Regions from separate parts of the Homo sapiens genome. Here region 2 is linked to region 1. A link is a loop called in an ENCODE intact Hi-C map of the cell type or tissue named here. Cell type or tissue: Caco-2. All regions are shown on one strand. Links, peaks and the distances in the headings refer to the core of each region. The heading gives the core; the rest is flanking DNA. Region 1 overlaps DLEU1 (deleted in lymphocytic leukemia 1). Region 2 overlaps DLEU1 (deleted in lymphocytic leukemia 1).

Region 1 (2,983 bases), core at 174-2,673:
TTTATTCCAGCCTGGGTGAGAAAGTGAGACCCTGTCTCAAAAAAAAAAAAAAATGTGGAAGGTAGTATCATTTGAGCTAGAGAGGAATACATTCAGGAGATATTTAGATGGTAGAATTTTTCCACTTCCCCTTGATCCTCAAAGGAGGGCCAGGCTCATGCCTGTAATCCCAGCCCTTTGGGAGGCCGAGGTGGGTGGATCACCTGAGGTCAGGAGATTGAGACCAGCCTAGCCAACATGGTGAAACCCCATCTCTACCAAAAATACAAAAATTAGCTGGGTGTAGTGGGGGGCACCTGTAATCCCAGCTACTCAGGAGGCTGAGGCAGCAGAATCTCTTGAACCCGGGAGGTGGAGGTTGCAATGAGCCAAAATCATGCCATTGCACACCAGCCTGGGCGACAGAGTAAGACTCTGTCTCAACAAAACAAAACAAAACAAAACAAAACAAAACAAAACAAAACAAAACAAAAAACAAAGGACACAGCATAGCATAGAGAAAAAAAGATCTGGATTGGAAATCTGAAGCCTGGCTCCACCACCAGCACCATGATCTTTACTAGTTACCTCCCCTCTGAGGGCCTCTACTTCCTTATTTGTATAAGGACTTTCTGAACTAGATGATCTTTCAAGTGTCTGGCAGTTTTAACACTTCTGTGTTCTTGTAGTTTTAGACACCAGCTTAGTGTTTCGAAACTGTAAAATAGCCTGAGAAATCTTGTGAAAATAGGAACTTGCACTTTTCTAGGATTTTTGTTTCCTGTTTTTATAAAATTTGAGCTAGTGAGGACTAGATATCAGGATGAGCCCCTGCCTGCCTCTTGGCCAGCTTTGTAGAGGGGTTTCTGATGCCCAGAGGAGAGGCAGTTTGAGTAAGGGCAGCCGACAGCAAGCATGGAGCTCGCACACAGCTCTCTCGCCTTCCAGGCGTGGCTCAGTGGCACCATCCTTGTGGCCTCCTGTCTTGTGACCATGAGCAGACACGCTCGAATATGATGGCCATGTAGCCAACTAACTACAGCTGTTGGAAGCTCAAACCCGTGGTTCAAATCCATTGGCAATTTTGGTAAAATCTAGGGTTTGGCTCATTCAGTCTAACAATGCTCACCCGACTGTGTGGCCAGTAATTTACCAAAAACAGTATAGCTTGTTGCCATTTTCATCTTTAGTGGAGGCAGAAAAATGGAAGGATATAGAAAGAGAAATGTCTCGCCTTTCAGAAGCTCCTTGCTCTTTGGTATTTAGTTTGCTATTTTCTGTCATTTTTGTCTTGAGTCATTAGAGTTGGGTTTCTATTCTGCTGTCTGCCTTGCAATGTTATCTAAGGAATCTATAAGCAGCTTAACCCTGTCAACGGAAGATTGTACTAAAACAGCCTGTTCAGGAAGCCCTGGAATTCCACGCTTCAAGCCATTAGCTGTGTCTTGCTTACATGAAGCTTATCACGCCACCCTCAGAAAATTTCCATCTTATCATGGGCGGCATTGTAAATAATGGAAAAAACTGTCTGAAACTGTTTGAATGTTTTCTTAGATTATTTGGAAATTTCCAGCTTTGTGCACTAGACAGAAGACCTTTGACCTCTGGGATGACAGCATAAAGGCGAGGTATGCCTTCTCTTACTTAGCCAGGGAGGGCCCATAATGACTGTGCAGACACTTTCTATTATTTTTGTCATGAAGTCTCTGAATTTAGTCACCGAGCCTATGGGAAACAAATTCGCTTTAGGAAAAAAAGCTTAGCAAGAAGAATTCATTCCTCAAGTGTAACACCTTTTTTTTTTTGAGATGGAGTTTCGCTCTTATTGTCCAGGCTGGAGGGCTGGAGTGCAAATGGAATGACCTTTGCTCACTGCATCCTTGCCTCCCAGGTTCAAGCAATTCTCCTTCCTCAGCCTGTGGAGTAGCTGGGATTACAGGCACCCACCACCACGCCCAGCTAATTTTTTGGTATTTTTAGCAGAGATGGGGTTTTACCATGTTGGCTAGGCTGGTCTCAAACTCCTGACCTCAAGTGATCCGCCTGCCTTGGCCTCCCAAAGTGCTGGGATTACAGGTGTGAGCCACCGCGCCCAGCAAGTGTAACACTTTTAAAGGTCTTTTATTTATCTGCCTATAATCTTAAGAGTGAGTTTTTAATTAAATTTTGTCACTGAAAATTTATTATTCCTTTAGGAAGCAATTTTGTGGGGGGTGCTTAGGTTAATATGTAATTATATACTTAAAATTCTTCTAGGTTCATTTAAAGATAAAGTAATATATCAGTTATTACAAGATGCCAAAGGCTAAAACATGCAATTTTCTCAGTCCAGCTCACTTTTTGTTTCCAAAGCCCTTTGCGTGCATTAACAATCTTTACACATTATGAAGTCACTGTCGCCATTTAGCCCACCTTTGCATCATGGGCTAAAATGGATGCAAAGGGTTGGTTAACTCAAAGCCATGTACTTTATTCCACCTAAATTTTGTTCATTCTGTTATTCAACCTGAAATATCCTTTCCCCTCAATTTCTGCCCGTGAAAATTGTATTTGTCTCTTAAGATTCAGATCAAATATTACCTTTCCTTACCTCCTAGGGTAGATTTCTAAAGAAAAGGATCTGTGAACATTTAGGAAAGCAAGCAGTGGTCACCAGGAATTTGTGTGGATTGCTGATAAAGAAGTCATTCTGCACTAACTTCATCTCTTCTTTGGCATTATGGCTCATCTGATAAATAAATGCAATAGACATATCTTTGGATTTCAGTAAGTCTTTGATAGAGTCTCTCTTGATAGGCTTTTGGTCTATCAATAGTACAATTAGGGGGATTAGTAACTGGTTAAATGGCTAAAGCCACAAATGACTGAATAATGGCTTTTGGCCTGTGAAATATTTCCCGTGAAATGCTGGCATGCATTTGTCCTTGGCCTTGTCTTAGAGAAAAAAATTATTAATGATGAATCAGTCAGAATAGATGTAGATAATGTTGTAGTATTGAAGACC
Region 2 (2,861 bases), core at 42-2,541, 150 kb before region 1:
AGAATACAGTCAAGTCTCCAAAAAATGTATGTGTAGCTTAAACAAATTCCGTTATATGATATAATTTTGCTTTCCATTCCAGCCAGTGAGTGTTTTCCCTAGAGTATGCAGAAGATGATAGAAAAGAACCTGTTGTTACCTTTATCATTTTTGTTCCCATGTGCTGCTCAGAGTGTGACGTTTTCATTGTGCCAAGTATAATTCTAATATTTATTGATACAACTTGTTGCCATAGTTTCTATACACGATCTTAGCCAAAAGGCCGAGAGGCAATACCACATGTCTCTAAGTGGAAGCTAGTTCTCTGGTCTCAACCAAAGTCATAGTCATTTGTTCCAACTTTGGAGGAAAATCTGGATGTGTTGGACTTAACTGAGAAATGTATCTCCAACATGGTGCCTTCCTTAGGGATTTTCAAGGGTTAATTTTGAAGATATGTAATTTTAGTCCTAAGTGCTGACTTTTGAATGTAACTGTGACCTAAGATATTATACAACAGTAGTGTCTGATTCCTCTTTATAGTGTCTTTTGTGATAGGTAATTCACAGACTGGTTACAGTCTGTTTTCCTTTTCTTTTTTAACCTAAAATATTTTCTAGTTTTCTCAGGTGATGAAATTGTAGGTTAAGCTGGGATTTGTAACCTTCTCTACATTTGCTATATAGCGTCTATGTAATCTTTCTATTGGTCTGAGACATTGCAGAGGAAACCTATAGCCATGCCTGGAGCCAAAATGTTGGACATAACCCAATTTGCTTTTTTTTTTTGTTTTGTCTTGTTTTTAGAGTTAGTTGATGGGTGCTGAGATACTAAGGTACTAAGAATGACAAAAATAAGGAAAGACTTCTGAAATAGACAACACAAAATACCAAAGCTCAATTCTTTCACTTTTCTTGATGATGACCACACTGTTTACAGTGGATTGTAGGTTGTTATAGTGATGGGAAAGGTCTGTGCTGATGGGCATTGGGAAAGATGTTGCAATCTGAAGATGGACTTTGTCTAATGCAGTGTAACCGACAAAGCCAGGTCTCCTGGTATGGGCTCAGTCTCTTTGTAGTTTAACATTCAAAGAAACAACAGTCCAACTTGAGAAACTTTGAAGAATAATGTAAATATTTGCTGTAAGTTTTATTTTTAGGAGGCTTTGCATAGGGATTTTATATAGTGAAAGGATACAGAAAGCTTCCTAAACAGTTCCTTGACACCTCTTTCCTTCTTGCCAGTTTCCGCTCATGACAGCTATGAAAATCTCTCTCTTGCTCTGCCTACAGTGTCCTCACTCTGGGTGGTTCTCTCATCCTTTGTGCCCCTGCACACCACACTGACCTTCCCTGGTGTATGCAGTCCTCTGGAACATGTTCTGTCTAGCTCTGGTGGGTTTTCTTGTGAGAATAAGCCACATTGCTCCAGAATTTTGGTAAATGAAATTTTCGTATTAGTAGGAATATTTTGCTTATTTAAAACTCTTTGATCTTGGCTTGAGACATATTGCTTGTTCTCACTTTGATATGATGTGTTCAATAAAGTCATCTAAGACCCTGCAAACCAGATCCATCTGCCTTCACACTTTCATTAAATTAGTAAGGTCACTATGAGGAGAGGTATACAGTTACTGTTACAGTATTTACCAAACAGTGGGCCCACAGCCACACTCCTCACTTCTCCTTTTGGTCTCTCCTTAGAAATAAAGTTGTTTAAAACCATTTGCTTCCAGAAGGCCATATATAAAGGTAGTAAATTTAGGTGTTAATTCTGAGCATGGTAGTGGTGCTGTGCCTCATTGCTTTCCAGTCTGAGGATGACTTCTACCCCAAATTATTCTTTGAGTTACTCCTAGCAGGATGAGAGCAGGACACAGGGCTCTAGGGGAGAGGAAAATGACTAAGATGATTTAGCATATCTTTATCCTTTACACAGCTTTGCTATAAATTTATAGATGCATCTGTATTATTCAGGGCTTTCCACAGAACAGAAACAATAGGAGCGATATAGGTTCTCCATATATACATACATACACATATCTCTCTCTCTCTGTATATAAATACATTCATTATAAGGAATTGGCTCATGTGATTGTAGAACTTGACAAGTCCCAAAAGTCCAAAGATTTGCAGGGTGAGTTGTTAAACTGGGACCCAGGAGAGCTGATGGGTCTTAAGTTTTACTCTAAAACTTCCCTGCAGGCTCAAGACTGAGGAAGAGCTGATATTTCAGTTTGAGTCCAAAAGCAGGAAAAGACTGATGTCCCAGCTTGAAGGTAGTCAGACAGAAGGAATTCTCTCTCATTCAGCCTTTTTGTTCTGTTCAGTCTTCAACTGATTGGATGAAGCCCACATACATTAGGGAGGGTGATCTGCTTTACTCACTCTACCAATTCAAATGTTAATCTCACCCACAAACATTCTTATAGACACACTCAAAAGAGTGTTTGGCCAAATGTCCAGGCACCGTATGGCCCAGTCAAGTTGACACATTAAAATTAACCATCACAGCATCCATGGAGAGTATAGGAACATGTAAATTACAATTGAATTCCCATGCATATATATGGGTATTACTTGATGGATATGATCATGTTTTTAGAGCTCAGTGAAAAATAAGGCATTAGAGAATTGCAATAAATAATAAAATTATTTATTTTGGGTGCTTTTGTCAAAGAGGTATATTAATCTCTTGATCCCTTTCCTCTGCTTCATCTAACTCGTAGGGGATATACTTTATATTGCTGTGCTTGGCATCAGCAACTGATGTGACAGCTCTTCCTCTGTTCTATGAAAAGGTGATGTACTTTAAAAAAAATGTTTCTGTAGAAAGTGCTTATATCCACTCAATAAAATCTCTAACAGGTCTAGCTACTT

The links. A loop is a pair of places that touch in the nucleus more often than their neighbours do. Peaks named below come from ENCODE experiments on the same cell type or tissue, not always from the same donor. Only the 100,000 strongest peaks of a DNase experiment are listed, where the experiment ranks them.
Region 2: it touches region 1 in a loop (2.9-fold over the local background); 1 of 110 quality-filtered maps calls a loop at or near these places.

The regions. Positions count from the first base shown.
Region 1 is chr13:50,333,660-50,336,642 of GRCh38, forward strand. All of the region lies in intron 2 of DLEU1 (deleted in lymphocytic leukemia 1), which reads left to right. Among named protein-coding and RNA genes, the nearest start is that of DLEU1-AS1, 190 kb to the right of the region's middle. In Caco-2, for the core only: no CTCF peak of the experiment used is centred there; DNase peaks (open chromatin) are centred at 930, 1,432 and 1,872.
Region 2 is chr13:50,186,566-50,189,426 of GRCh38, forward strand. All of the region lies in intron 2 of DLEU1 (deleted in lymphocytic leukemia 1), which reads left to right. Among named protein-coding and RNA genes, the nearest start is that of DLEU2, 62 kb to the left of the region's middle. In Caco-2, for the core only: no CTCF peak of the experiment used is centred there; a DNase peak (open chromatin) is centred at 1,016; H3K4me3 peaks cover 666 bases.